Regions from separate parts of the Homo sapiens genome. Here region 1 is linked to region 2. Evidence: chromatin loops called from intact Hi-C (ENCODE). Cell type or tissue: heart right ventricle. All regions are shown on one strand.

Region 1 (8,000 bases), 140 kb after region 2:
CTCCAAACCATAAAATCCTGTTCGTTTTTGTTTTGTTTTGTTTTTTATAACCCAGTATAATGTGGCTTACTTTCCACCCTGACTCAGGTATGGCATTGCATGACAGGTAGCAGACACCCTTATCTTAACTCAAGCATTCGTTTCCACTGACTTCACGTGTTTTAGACAAAGCCTAACTCTTTCAAGCAATTGTCAAGTAAAGAATCCCTAAAGCCTACCTATGACTTGCAAGCTCTCACTTGAACATGTTCCACCTTCTTGGGCTGAACAAATGTATGCCTTCCATGTATTGATTTATGATTTTACCTGCAAGTTTGTCTGCCTGAAATGTATAAATCCAAACTGTAACCTGACTGCATTGGGCACATCTTTTTAGGACCTCTTGAGGCTGTGTATCCCTGGGCCACAGTGACTCCTATTGGCTCACAATAAACCTCTTTAAAATATTTCACAGTTTGTTTTTCTCCACTAAAATCATAAAATCATGCTTATCCTAGATGGAGAAATTAGAACAAAGGAGAAATTGATTTCAATGCCAGGAGCTGGAATCCATTTCCTATTCAAATGCTTTTTATCCCTGGGAATACGTTGTTTTACTTCCCTCAGCTGTCCACCTGAGGGGCAGATGTTGAAATGCAAATCAGTGGGCAGGGAAGAGAGACTTTCCTGTTTCCTGCTTTTAAGTGCTGATATCCTTTGCCTTGTTTCTGTAGCAAAGCTCTCCTTAAAGGAAGGATTACGTCTGTTCACTGTTCCCTACTTTAATATATCCTGGGAGGGATGCTGTTTTACCTCTTGGAAAAAAAAAATTAACCATTTGTGTAACATTAAAGCTTGAGCCATTGTAAAGATAGTATACACTAGAATCTTTACTGACTTTTAAGAAAATTAGTCCTCAGTGTCACTAATGTGTCCTCTCCCTTATGTCATCACTGTTAAGATGTTGTCAATAGAATAAACTTATATATAGTGACTGTGAGAGGACAGTCATGGGCTATCCAAAATTCAATCAGATATCATGTAGCCCTGAGAATATAGAAGAATGATAGGTTTCACTGTGTTCAAAAATCTTTAGACTCAGGATGAAAAACATTTCTACTTCGTAAGAGCTAAAGAAATGTAAAATTCAACCAATCATAACATGAGTGGCAGGTGCGCCCTGCTGTGGGTAGGTGACTGAAATCTGGGGCTATGTTCCACCTCCTTAGTCACTGGAATAGAAATATAAATAGAAGTCAGCATGTCCCATCAGAGTTACATAAAATGGTCTAGTCACAATTTTTTACTTTTAATTAAATGCAATTAACTAGATTGTTGTTACTTTTGTAACTGGATCCTTCTCTTTTAAAAATGAAAACATATACAATTAAGAATAGATGAATTTAAAAGAATCAAAATCAGTTAAGATCTCTTCAGATCAGAAAGAACTGGATGTTAGTTAGCATTTTATAAAATCGTGATGTTTAAAAGAATTTAGAAACCCTATCAAATACAATTTTAAAATATGTATTGAATAATCAGTTTAGATCTGTGAGTTGTAAGCTAATTATTAATGTATAGTACTGAGTTATATAATTAAACTTTGAGTATAAGATACATTTAAGTAAACATAAAGTATAAACCATATAAAATAAAAACTATAAGTTAAATTTATTAAATTTAAAACATTTAAGCTCTTGAGAAGAATATTTTTGGCTACAAAATTCAAATACATAAGCTAGAAACTAAACATGAAATTAAGTATAAAAAGATTTTAAAGGTGACTAACAAATTTTGTAAATGGAATCAAATATTGAAATGCTCATTTGAAGTGATTACTAAAATGTGCAAGATTTATAAATAGAATATTTTATAAATTGAATGTTACATATTAATAAATATCTAGCCTTTTGTGCCTTTAGCAACTGGAATACTAATTGTATAAAACAAAAATAAAGCTCTAATTACACTTCTCTGTACAAAATAATTTTCAGGGATAGTAAAATCACACATCAGCATATGTAAGAGACTGTTAATCCAAAAGAAGATATTTCTCCCTCTCAGAATTTGGGAGCAAACTCAGAAATATTCACCTTCTAAAAATTGTCTTATCAGAAGAAAGACTGTTTTGGCAAAGATATTTGCAAAGTTATTATAACAGACAATGCACAATAAACACTATGTGCCAGGAAGCAGGTTAAGATTGTCCAGATATTTATGAACATAAAGCCTCACAACAGTCCTATAGGGGTAGATATTATTCTTCTTCCCATGTAACAAATGGCAAACAAAAGCATAGTGTAGTTAAAGAAGTTTCCCAAAGACACACAGCTGCTGGGAAGTAGAACTGGCTTGCAAACTGTGGTCCTCAGCACCATCCAGTTCTGGTAGTAATGAAAGCACATCATATCACATCATTCCTTCATGGACATAGAGGTTTCTTTCATTGCCTTGAAGAGGACCAGACTCTTTACCTAGGTCTGGGACCAGAACGTCTCTTGGAATGCCCCAAGCTAGTACTCTTGTTCTGAATGACAGCAGGTAACCCTGCATGCTGAGTGTGGCAGGAGGTGCTCACAGGTGAGCTTTCTGCTGAATTGTTCCTGGCTTCTGGTTTCAAATCTCCAACTCCCCCCAGTAGAGATAACTGATAAGGTCTCTTCAGAAAGAGTTCTAAGATGCCCAGGCCAGCTGTAAGAACATCTCTTAATCTTGGCCTCAAGAGTGTGGTCTAAGGACAAATACCCTTGTGCATCTGGGAGAGGCTTTGGGGAGAGGGCTTGAGTAGTACACACAAGAGGCCCAGCAAGTGTGATATTCACTAGATGGGTCCCGGGGTTAGTTGTAGTTTGGAACCTAGAGGCCTGAGATCCAGAAAAGACAAGTTGAAATAGTGAGTTAATAGTTTTCTCAGTCTCTCCCAACCTTGTCCACAAATCAGAGTATTCATGATTTTCTTGAATTGGAATAAAAAGGCTTAAGGTTTCCACATATTCTTTGGGCTGTAACTTTCTCGGTGAAATGGAACCAAGAACTGGCTACAGTGAGATCAGGGAGCACTTATTTCTTTGAGACATGCAGACTTCCTGAGTCCTTGTGAATAAGAGAATGGAAGATTAAGCAAAGCAAAGTAAAGGCAAATGTGCATGAAAAGATGCATTTGCAATTGCATGACCGGGAAATTATGGCCGAATTGGAGACCGAATATTTTTTAAGTGTATAGGAAGTCTTCTAATGACATACACTTCCTTGGAATGGGTGCTAACCGTCTTCCCTGTATTCACTCATCCATTCATTCATTCATTTATTCATAGAACTTTACATGGGCCTTCTTCCAGGTAGAGGAAAGCTAGTTAGTCATTGGTATGATTCTTGCCTTGCAGGAAGAGTTGTAACAAACCTCTCTAGAGTATTGAAAACCCACATAATCCTCATGTACTGGGCCTCTAGATTACCTAACATAACATGGTACTTTTCTTAATAAGAATAAAGCAAAGTATAGCACCCTGTGTGCAAATAACTTAAATGTCTGCTCTGCAGAATAAACTTGGATATTCCGGCAGGCAGTTGGTGGGTACTGGCATGTGACCTCAGCCCCATATTTGCATTTTGCAGTGATGATGCAGTGATGCCTTCTCCACAGAATGGAATAAAGATTCCATGTCATCTGTTGTCTCAGAGTGAGTACCCTTGGATCAGGTTCACTGGAATAATAAATATCTATTTTCACAGTGATGAAAGCAAATGTCCAAGCCTGACAGCTTCCTCCAGTCTTGAGTGGGGCAATTTGTCCCTTACCCCCACCAGCTGTGGTAAGTGAGCCAATGGCTGTATGAGTATGTAGCATTATGCCGCATCTAAGAAAGTTAGAGCTGGGGCAGGTCATGTTCAAATATGCCATCAAATTCAGACAGGCTTGAAGTGGGACTCTGAGGCCAGAGTGGGGACAAGAATTTATACTGCAAAATAATAATTCATAGGTCAAAATGATATTCTAGCATGGTCACTACTAGTATTGGCAAGCTGTTGGCAAGGAATGGGCAATACATTTCCTGTGTTCCTGGGAATATGTTGTGTGTAGGGCTGGAGAAATTAACAGTCTCTGAGGAGAAGATGTATGGGGGTTGTTGAAGGTATGTTATGACATTTTTTTGTCTTAGTTTGCTGTGTGGGCATAAGGCCACCAGGTATGGAGCCCTTTTGAGGTATGGAGAAGAAGAGAGATGTTTACCAACATTCTTGAGAAAGGGAGAATGCGGAGTCGGATTATTTTCTGAGTTGTGTGTACTGCTTTTGGAATTTCCCTTTCCCCAAAACCTTCCCCACAGTGGAGATGGCTGTATTAACAGCCTCTTCCCTTAAATACTCTACTAGAAGGGATTCCTCTACAGGATTCCACAGGGCAAGGCTCTGTGCTGTGTGAGCCAATTGGAACACTGAGGAGGATGTGAGTGGGTGTGTTGCATGAGTTCCTGAATGTCAGAGATTTTTGACTCACTCAATCCTGCACCCTGCTGGACAGAGTACCTGCCAGAAAGTATTCAAGCAATAAATAAACACGGAAGCCTTTGCGGGGGAGACATTTGTTCTTCTAGCCATGTCTCTATAAGGAGGAAAACATAAACATGCTTCCCATTTCAATCCATGCAGAGTCTTCACTCTTTTCTCCACATTTACCTGAATCCCATTGACTCATTTTTAGATCAGAAAGTTAATTAATCATTGGGGACACTTGAGCATGGAGTCTGTGATTAAGAGCCACAGACTATATTTTTCTATTTCTCTATTTTCCCAATTTCTATGCCACCTTTCTTTATTATCAGTCCATTTAGGAATAGGATTCTTTGTATATGTGAAGATTCTCAGGAGCTAGTTTCTGACTGAGAGATGTCAAGCAGATCTAATGAGAATACCAGTTTTTGCACACTGGCTCTGCAGTAATGCAAAGTGATATAATATTAGGTGCAGCACAGAGAATGAGGAAGCAATGTATTCACATTGCTGAGTGAGTGCTAGATGAGCCTGGCTCTCCAGTATAATTTCCTTCTCATATTGGAATAGGGGCTATGTGTTGCATGGGCTGACAGCTCCATTGGAGTGGGACAACCACACAAGATATGGAGCATTTATTATTGAAGCAATATTCCATGTTGGGTCCTATATCCATTTATACATAAAATAAATGATGGCTGACAAGATTTATATCTTATTGCTAAGGGAAATGATAACATTTCGAAGATCAACATTTTCATATGCAACATACATCAATGCCAGAGTTAGTGAGTGTTAATTATTAGTTCATTCTTTTTCCTCTTCCATACATATTTATCATGGCCTTTAGGGATGCAGTCATTTTTAGCTATGCAGAAAGGCAGATCACTTTCTTCTTGATACCACCATCATAACTGTGAAGCCCTGCTATATTTTCATAATACCTATTCATTTTTTTTGTTTTATTACCTATTTCTGGTTTTTCAACTTTTGTTTTGGAACCAGAGGGTGCATACGCAGGTTTTTTAGGCAGGCATATTGTGTGGTGCTGAAGTTTTGAGTACAATTTAATCTGCCCCTCCAGGTGGTGAACATGCTACCAAATAATTAGTTTTTTTTTCCAACCATTACACCCTCTCTCCTCTCCTCCCTTTCTTGTATTCCCCAGCGTCTATTATTCCCATGTTTATGTTCATCTATGCTCAATGTTTTGCTCTTACTTATAAGTGAAAACTTGTGGTATTCGGTTTTCTGTTTCTCCACTAATTTGCTTAGGATACTGGTTTTCGCTGCATGCATGTTGCTGCAAAGAACATGATTTTGTTCTTTTTTATGACTTCATAGTATTTCATGGTGTATATGTACCACATTTTATTAATCCAATTCACCGTTGATGGGTACCTGGGTTCAATCCATGTCTTTGCTATTGTGAATAGCACTGCAATGAACATATAAGTGCATGTGTCTTTTTGGTAGAATGATTTATTTTCCTTTGTGTATATACCCAGTAGTGAGATTGAGGAGGTAGTCCAAATTTCAAGTGGTAGCCCAATTTCAGTTCTTTCAGAAATCTCCAAACTACTTTCTACAGTGACTGAACTAATTTACATTCTCACCAACAGCTTTTAAGCATACCTTTTTCTCCACAACCTCACCAATATCTGTTAATGTTTGACTCTTAGTATGTTTTTTGTTGAACATGGTTATGTTTTCCTTCCTCTGAAATTTTATTAAGAATATGTTGCTCTCATATACACTATTTTGACATTTTTAGACTTAACATGCTTGTATATTAGTTACAAAACGTCTTGCTCTTCTTTAGAAGACATTGTATTTTAAAGCAAAAGAAAAAAAGGGCAGCAAATCTTCTGTAATCACAGAGATATTATTTTAATGTGGTGCCTTTTGATATATCAGAGTAATAGGTTTTCTTTCCAAAACAATAACAAAAAAAGCTTTTGAGGAAGGAAAAAAGTGATCTTGTTTATTAAAAAACCTTGACTTTGAAACTTTAAACATTTTTATTGCTTCCATGTACAAAGACCACAAAGCTCCTAAGAGGCAGGCTCCAAAGGTCACTTATAGTGTTTTGCTACTGAAGTAGAATTCCACCTTATAATATCCACGAGTCTTCATTTTTACACTGAAAAAAGGAGTTCAAAATTTAGGAACTAGCACAGCCTGTTCTTGAACTGTGCTTGTTATTGGAAATACTTAACTCAAAAACAAATCATTTATTTGAAACTTTCCCTACTAGTTCTAACTCTACCATAGAGTCAGTTCTCTGTTCTTTATTTCCAAATATGTTCTCTAGACATTTGAAGAAAGGCATCATAAGGTTTCTAAAATAATCTTTCCTGTGATATGTAGTCTAAATATCATCTTTCCTTTAATACTTATTCAGTGGCTTTATTACATTTCAGGATTTCATGCTGGTTCCTGAAGACATGGATGTGAAGGAAAGAGCTTTTGTGTACATAGCCCACTGGGAAAGATGCTCAAAAAAAAAAAAAGAATGTTGTAGCAGAGTGATAACTCTGTGGGTGTGTAGCTGTATTTTAAAGTGGTAAACAAGCCTTAGCTTGGAATGGACACTTTACATGAAAACATGATTTCCTTAAAGTGAACTGGCAAACATGTTTTTTCAAAGCAGTTGAATAGTTGTTTTCTTTTCAAAATGGTTAAATTTGTACACAAGTTTATCTCAGTACTGATAAGTATATCACTCTTGGTAAATACATGTTGTTTGCATTTATGCCTGCCTCACCCCAGAGAGATAAACACATTCCCTACACTGAAAGTTGTAAATATGTTTTTTAAAATACTGAACAACCTAGAATGTACCGATAAAGAATGGTATATGTAGTAAGCAACTTGTATAACCAATGACATAATGGCTGATGTTATTCAGAATGTGGCTGAGAAACTGAGCAGATATAATGGGAAGATTTCCAGGTAGGATAAAAGTACACTTCTCCAAACCACCGCATCAAAGCCTTGCCTCTTTTCTGAGTGCATAGTTAGTTTAACACTGTCAAACGCATAACAAATATTTACCACATGGCAGGGAGGACTGTGTTTCACTAAAGATTGTGACAGATAGTGCCAGCTGAGAGTGAATGGCAGTCAGGGCACTGACAGACTGGACATCTTGGTTTCTACCTTCTTTCCTCTCTTGTTCATACTTGCCACTTAGTTAGTTACAGGAAATAAGTAGGATTTGCCTAAGCCAGGTGGTATTTGTGTGCAATTTATTTTAGTATTGTCTACTCAGTGATTTCTCAAGCACAAGCCTTTATTAGCTCCTGAGGTGTGGCTCCTACGAAGAGCACAGAAGAGAAGAAATTTTCAATTTGTTGGCATCTCATAACAGCTTCAAAACACATAAAGTATAAAAGATCAGAACTACCATGAGAAGTTCAGAAAACATAGTAGCAGATATTGATTTCACTCTCAGTGATTGATAGTATAGAAAGAAAAAGTCATTAAAGTTTTAGAAGAATTGAAGAATGTAATTAATATGTATGTAT
Region 2 (8,000 bases):
CCAAAAAGTAAATACACCCCTTCAGGTAACTCTAGAAAGGGTGAATAAGTTGGGTGATGAAACTCATCTGTGTATGCAACATTTTATTTTTTCAAAGGAAAAAAAAGGAAGTAAAGAAAGAAGAAATGGATGAAAGGAGAAAGACAGGAAGAAAAGGAATGATCTAAAGTAAATACAGTAAAATGCTAATATTTTAAAAATCTAGGTTGTATGAGCAAGAATTTTTAAAAATTATTTTTAATGTTTTTTCTATAAGTAAAAATATCTTATATTAAAAGACAAAAAGATGAAACTACCTATTTTTTGAAAATACCTATTTTTGTAATGATTGTGATTATGTGTTTTATATGTAATATACATCATGTAATGAGATATATGTATATCACAGTGGATATTAATATTACATATATACTTAGAAGATATATATCATTTACACCAAGTATATCAGTATATAAAAAGTGCAGTTTTTTGATCCTATATTTATTTCCATAAAGGTTAATGATTTTTACCCAAATTTATCTCTTTCTTTCAAGGATTCAAACTACTGCAACTTTTGTAAGTTCTTAAAAAGACACCAGAAATAAACTAGACAGGGTTTGCAAGCTTTGGAAAGTCCTCCAGTGTGGGGCAGGACCACACTGGTCACCAAAAAATAGCAGCTCTGGGCTGGATGCCTGGGCCTGAAACCCAGCTCCACTGCCTGTTAGCTGTATGGCTTCTGGCAAGTCCCTTCACCTCCCCACACTTTAGTTTTGCATGTGTAAAATAGCTGTGTGATGGTATTTACCTCAAAGATTGTTATAAAGATTAAATTAATATATTAAACTTGGAATATGGCCTGGCACATAGTAAATACTATCTATATATTATTGGTAATTTTAATTTTATTTATTATCATTATTATCATTATTTTTATTTGAGGCAGGGTCTTGCTCTGTTGCCCAGGCTGGAGTAGAATGGTGCAATCACAGCTCACTGCAGCCAAGTCCTCCCAGGCTCAAGTGTTCCTCCCATCTCAACCTCCCAAGTAGCTGGGACCACAGGTATGTTCCATTAAAGTGGGCTAATTTTTGTATTTTTTGTAGAGATGGGGTTTTGCCATGTGGCCCAGGTTGGTCTCAAACTCCTAGGCCCAAGTGATCCTCCCACCTCAGCCTCTCAAAGTGCTAGGATTACAGGTGCTGGTAATTTTAAAATAATAATTAAAAAAAAATCCACAAAGTGAATTTATTTTCACAAATTTAGAGAGATATTCACATATTACTTGTGTTGGACAGTCAGTGGCTACTGATGCATTAGATAGTATTTAATGGATAAAGAGTGTTGTCCTCCAGCACTTTGGGAGGCCGAGGCGGGTGGATCATGAGGTCAAGAGATCGAGACCATCCTGGCTAACACGGTGAAACCCTGTCTTTACTAAAAATACAAAAAAAAAAAAAAAAAAAAAATTAGCCGGGCGTGGTGGCGGGCGCCTGTAGTCCCAGCTACTCGGAGCTACTCGGGAGGCTGAGGCAGGAGAATGGCGTGAACCTGGGAGGTGGAGTTTGCAGTAAGCTGAGATCGCGCCACTGCATTCCAGCCCGGGCGACAGAGCGAGACTCCGTCTCAAAAAAAAAAAAAAAAAAAAAGAGTGTTGTCCAAAAGAATACCAGAATGGCTAAAGAGTAGAAAGGAAAGTTTTCCTGGTGATAACTGTTTGTAAACGAGGAAGAGATAGTTTCCCACACATGCCAAAGTTGCTCTCTTCAAGGAGGGAAAGGGCAGTTGGCTTTTATGCCTCACAGGGCCCATATCACGCAATAGAGTCTTAGATATTCCATGGTCTTTAGGGAAAAGCCTAATTTATGAGGGGAGCTGAGCACATATGCAATGAGTAAACTTGTATGTAATATACATCTCAGGTTCAATTTCTGATGGGGTTTTAGCTTTAAAGTAAAGTGGAATTTGGCTGTTTGCATCAAAAGATGGACCATAGGACACAAAGACAGTTTGTGCACCATCTCTATAATCAGGCTGAAACTGGCTTAAGTCTGCAGCTGCCTGTCAGGAAAGGGTGTTTGTCAGGCTGGTCCTCTGTCCATTCGCAGTTGTTGTGGTCTGGACTGTAATTCAGCGTTAAGACAGGTTTGATCATTCATCTGATAGCTCCTATTGTTAGGCAGTTTAGCAAGCATGTGGTTTTTCTTGTAGCCATAGGAATTTAGGGAGTTGTCATGTCAGTCAATTCCTGAACCCTCAACCTATTGGTATAGGTAATGTTGCTTCTTTAACCTTGCAGTCCCTCTTAGTTGATAAAGGGGCATTTATTTTGGTCTCTGAAATCACAAGAGAAGCACTCCCACAAACAGCTCCAATGCTTCTTCCAGCCTTGCTCCTCCTGAATTCTCACGTTTTCCGCTGGGAGCCGGGTCTGCTGAGCTGCCAACCTACTGCCATGGTGCAATTTACCATCTGTGTCAGCTCATCGTGTCAGGTTAAGGTGGAAACGAATAGCAATACCTACTCTCTTTGTTGTTAAAAATAGGGAAATCATTCCTTCCTGGAGGTTAAATAAGACCAAGTAGTGAAGCAGTCAGCACATTGCAGAGTGGTACACACATGGCGGGGTCTGGTGTTTGAATCACCACCTCTTTGTCTGGAGACCTTGTCCTTTTATTTTCCTTGCCTGCTTTTTATCTCATCTTTCCAATAAAGGAAATGAAGGGTGTGATGTTCCCCTTCCTGTGTCCATGTGATCTCATTGTTCATTTCCCACCTATGGGGACTGTAGTGGGGTGGGGGGATGGGGGAGGGATAGCATTGGGAGATATACCTAATGCTAGATGACGAGTTAGTGGGTGCAGCACACCAGCATGGCACATGTATACGTATGTAACTAACCTGCACAATGTGCACATGTACCCTAAAACTTAAAGTATAATAATAAATAAAAAAAAAAAGGAAATGAAGGGAAATAACATGAGAAGACAAGAAAAGAGATGAAAACAAAAAAGGAAAAGAGAAGAAGAGACACGACTCAGTGATGTTTTCCAGAATGGGCTGCAAGGCCAGAGGTGTGCTGGTGGGTTTGAGCAGTATTAGTAGGCAGTTGGCTCAGAACATGGTCCAGTGACAACATTCACATGTTGCTAAAGCGCCTCCTTAGGAGAAAGCAGTTACTTTCTGGCTTGTATTTTGCTTGCATTGTGTGGGGTCTACCAGATGAGAGGTGGACACCACGAGCTCTGCTTCCACAGCCCCCAAGTCTGTTCTCTGAATTCCTGTTAATCAAAGACTCAAAAATATCACTCTGAAGGTCAGATTCTTCTTAGCCTGCATGAGGAGCCTACTATATCTTAGCTAAGCCCTAGATCCAATAATGTATAAAAGCAATTAAATCACATGAAGACCTTTGAATGGTTCTCATCCTATTTGGAGAAACGGAAAAGTACATGGTGACCTTAGTACAGAGTGGGGCTGCAAGCATTCTTTGAAAGTACCCAGAGGAGGGTCACACTCTCTGGAGGTGTGGGAGTTCCAGCCCAAATCATAGGCAGAAAGCCTGACATTTTACAAATGCACTGAGTCACTCCATAATGTTCTGTGAACTTTCTTTTTGAATTTTCTGGATTGGCTCTCTACAGTTCCTAAATTAACAACCAACAAGCTAGCTTTCTCATTCCCCTTTTGCTGAAGGCATCCAGTCTCATTATGTCTATTTATAACAACATAAAATCCTTCTGTGAATGAGACTAATAATATAAAATGTATCAAAGTCATGTCCAAGGACTGCAGGGCATATTAATTTGCTTCCATGGGTTTTAACTTGGCAGTTCCCATTAACATTAATGGGATTATTAGGTTAAAATGCAACATAATGAACAAAGAATAGTTATTAGAACAGGCCTAAACAATTCATGTAAGAAACAAAAATTCCATAATAATGCAGATTACATGTACATATTAAAATAGCATTATGATATCATGGAAGAGAACTTTTGTTATTCAAGAATGTGTTCACAAAGTTGGAATGCATGCTGGATCCTAACTGGTCACCAAGCCCTGTGATTGTAATAATGTGAGCCTCCTACCCTTTGTGGTGGTTATTGCTAAGGGGAAACTCTTTCAGTCCCAAGGAGAGCTCATTAACAATAACATCTGTTATTCATTACTACCAAAATGAAAGCTTTGTTTTCAGAAGATGAAACTCCAAGCAGAATGATGCTAAGATAGGTAAAATTTGTCTGCAAACTAAATTATTTCCAGACAAATCAATCTCTGACAAAAATTATATCCTGGCAATATATCAATAAAGATTACTCGTGCAGTTAGAAGCAATGCAAAAATAGCTTATAAAAATGTGCTTCTCCCTGAGTGCCTACCTTATTTTTTTTTTAAATTGGAACTGCACAATTAGAGTCCAGAATAATAGAAATATATATAAATATATCTATTCACACACATGTGTACATATACACATACACTCATATATATACACATATATATACACACACATACATACATATATATAAAGTCTATTTTTCTATCTATCTGTATTAGTTTATTAAGGTGGTCATGACAAACTGCCACAGACTGGGTGGCATAAATAATACAAATTCATTTTCTTACAATTCCAGAGGCTGGAAGTTCAAGATCAAAATGTTGACAGGTTTGGTTCTCCTGAGGCCTCTCTTTGGCTTACAAATGCTACTTCTCACTCTGTCATGTGGCCTTTCATCTGTGTGTGCTCATTCCTGAGGTCTCTTCTTCTTACAAGGACACTAGTCCTATTGGATTAGGGCCCACACGAATGACCTCATTTTAACTTACTCGCCTGTTTAAAGACCCTATCTCCAGATACAAACACATCCTGAGGTGGTGCAGGTTAGTACGTCTGCTTGTAAATTTTGGGTGGGAGCACAATTCAGTCTGTAACCAACTATCTGATTTCTCTCTCTTCTCTCTCTCTCTCTCTGTCTCTCTCTCTCCCCCTTTCATTTGCCTAGTTTTCAAACCTGTTGTTCTTAAACCTGGAGTGCTATAAAGTTGATAGTTTTTTAAAAATAAAATTAATATATATTTGAAAACTGCTGACTGCATTTTCATCCTGACCCGTCTTGCTTCCAACAATGGAAACCAGTCACTTTCCCATCTGTAAGGCAGAGTTTCCAATTTCTACTCTGGGATTATTGTGGGTATTTAATAATTTAATGAAAACACCTAATTCTGGTCCACAGATAGTCATCCATGCTTGCCAGTTTCTTTACTTTTATATGTACTGTTCATTTAGATTAAAGCAAAGGGAAAACAATTCCACTGATTGTCAAATACAACTTTAAATTTACATTGTATGGGAAAATTTTCCAGATGACTGAAAGAGCCAGTTTACATTCAGCAACAGTTACAGACATTCTTAAAAATGAAGGAATAATTTGTGCAGACCATAGGAAAATTGGTGATAATCTGACAAAACCATAACAAAATCTTGTTTGTAACAACATATTTTACTCCATTATAGAAACCACATATACAAGCCACTGTTGGAAATAGTTTGTCTTGTTATAATCAGGGTTTTATTTAATTCAAGCCACTCATTTATACATGCATCACCTGACATATTTTGCCTTCAAGGTAAAAATAAAGCAATGAGAAAACCGTCTACTTTTATCCACATGTAAGCTTTAAATCTAGAAAGATAGCATAGTGACTCTAGAGGTGACAGTGCAGTTGGTGAAAGAGCCAGACATCCAGGGTACAAGTCTTGACTTTTCAATTTACTGGTGTAGTGACATTGAGCAAGTTTACTTCTCTGTGTTTCGATTTCTTCATGCATTCGAAGAAAGAACATTCAACTTATGCATATGCAAACGCTTAGACAATAGGTAGTATTGCACATGCTCTACTTACTGTGAGTCCAGTTCAAGGAAAAAGAACCTAAATCCTGCTGAGTAATGCTTGGTCTATTTCTTTTAAGTAACATTTTAAATCATCATCACCTAATCATTTGTTTCTTTTCAAAATTTGTTTTATAATATATTAAAAATAACGATTTATATTCATTTCAGAAATTATAGATTTTACCAAAAATATTGGAACTAGAGAAATTCCTCATAAATTCCATAACTCAAAGATAATAACTGTTAACATCCTTGCCAATCTTTTTGTACATGTAGTCGCACATGCCAAAGCATATTTTAAATAAATAGAAGTATTCAATATATATTAGGTTATCTACTCATTTTGCATGTTCGAGGTTATTTGTACTAATACAATCATTATAATATGTGTTCTCTATGAGTTAAAGGTTGATATACTGTACTGGCTTTATTTTTAAAAATAAATGTACAATTTTATTCTAATAATAAAATGTTCAATGACAAATATTCATTGAGAATTAGTATGTGTTAGGAGCTGAAGATAAAACACACAAATAAACATGAATGAGATATGAAGCCATGAGGGAACAGAGAGGGAGATGACTTAAGAGCTGGAAGATGGCTTTCAGGAGCTCCATAGGACTCCTCTAGGCAAATGGTGGGTGGAATTGGAGGAATGGAAGAGGAGAATGGATTGCGGGGAATAGAGCCCAAAAGCAAAGGAAACAGCAAGGAGTTCTCTGGCCACCATGGATCCCAGTGTTGGTGGCTGGAGCTGAGACTGCCGTGGTCTCCTGGATCAGAAAAGATCCCCAAACCACTGTGTGAGGAGCCTGGATGTCATGTGAGGTCCCAGGGGGCAGCTATGACACAAGTCAGGGCAGTCAAATTAAAGAAAGTTTCTTTTAAGTATTTTATTTTATTTTCAAATTTGCAAAATTGTATATATTTATTGTGTACAACATGATGCTTTACTATCTCATATATATGTGTGTATATATATATATACATATATATATGAATGGCTGAATCAAGCTAGTTAAGCATTACCTCACAGTTATTTTTGTAGTAAGAACACTTGAAATCTACTATTTTAGCATTTTTTCAAGAGTACAATATGGTATGTTGTTGTTAACTTAGTAACCATGTTATACAATAGATCTCATGAACTTATTCTTCCTATCTAGCTGAAATTTTGTATTATTTGACCAATGTCTTTCCAATCATCCCTCCCCATTGCCCCAGCCCCTGGTCACCATCATTTTACTCTCCACTTATATAGTTCACCTTTTCAAGATTTCATATGCGAGTGAAATCATGTAGCATTTTTCTTTCTATTACTGGCTTATTTCACTTAACATAATGTCCTTCAAGTTCATCCATGTTGTAGCAAATGATAAGATTTCATTCTTTTTTATGGTCAACCAGTCTTTCATTGTCCACATATACCATGTTTTCTTTATCCATTCCTCCACTGATGGACACTTAGATTGAGTCCATCTCTTGACTGTTTGTGCCCTCACAAAATTAATATGTTGAAATCCCGCTACTCAATGGTTTTAGGACGTAGAGCCTTTGGGAGGTAACTAGGTCACGAGGACTCTGCCCTTCCGAATAGGATTAGTGCCCGTATAAAAGAGGGTGAAGAGAGCATCTTACCTCTCTCAACATGTAAGGACAAAAGAGGAGAAGGTGCTATCTATAAGGAACCAAGCACTTGCCAGACAGTCAATCTGCTGATGCCTTGATCTTAGACTTCCCAGCCTCCAGAACTGTGAGAAATAAATTTCTTTTGTTTATAAGTCACCTGATTAAAGGTATTTTTGTTATAGTATCTCAGAATAGACTAATACACAAGTACATAGAAATAGAATTGATTTTTGTATATTGATTTTGGATCCTTTAGGCTTATTGAATATATTCATTTGTTCTAATGATTTTTTAGTGGATTTCTTAGGATTTTCCATATACAAGAAAATAGAGATAGTAGCAAATAGAGATGGTTTTACTTCTTCTGTTCCTCTCTAGTTGCCTTTTATTTCTTTTTCTTTCCTGATTGCCTTTGCTATACTCTCCAATATAGTTTTAAGTAGAAATGGTGAGAGTGGACATTCCTTTCTTGTTCTTGATCTTACAGTTCCAGTC

The links. Peaks named below come from ENCODE experiments on the same cell type or tissue, not always from the same donor. Only the 100,000 strongest peaks of a DNase experiment are listed, where the experiment ranks them.
Region 1: a loop joins it to region 2, with 2.6 times the contacts of the local background. A loop is called at or near these places in 11 of 110 quality-filtered maps.

Annotation. Positions count from the first base shown.
Region 1 is chr7:49,479,814-49,487,813 of GRCh38, reverse strand. No RefSeq gene overlaps it. Among named protein-coding and RNA genes, the nearest start is that of VWC2, 290 kb to the left of the region's middle. RefSeq lists an enhancer at 424-925. In heart right ventricle, CTCF peaks have their summits at 407 and 4,498; no DNase peak of the experiment used is centred here.
Region 2 is chr7:49,620,875-49,628,874 of GRCh38, reverse strand. No RefSeq gene overlaps it. Among named protein-coding and RNA genes, the nearest start is that of VWC2, 150 kb to the left of the region's middle. In heart right ventricle, no CTCF peak of the experiment used is centred here; no DNase peak of the experiment used is centred here; H3K27ac peaks cover 4,447 bases.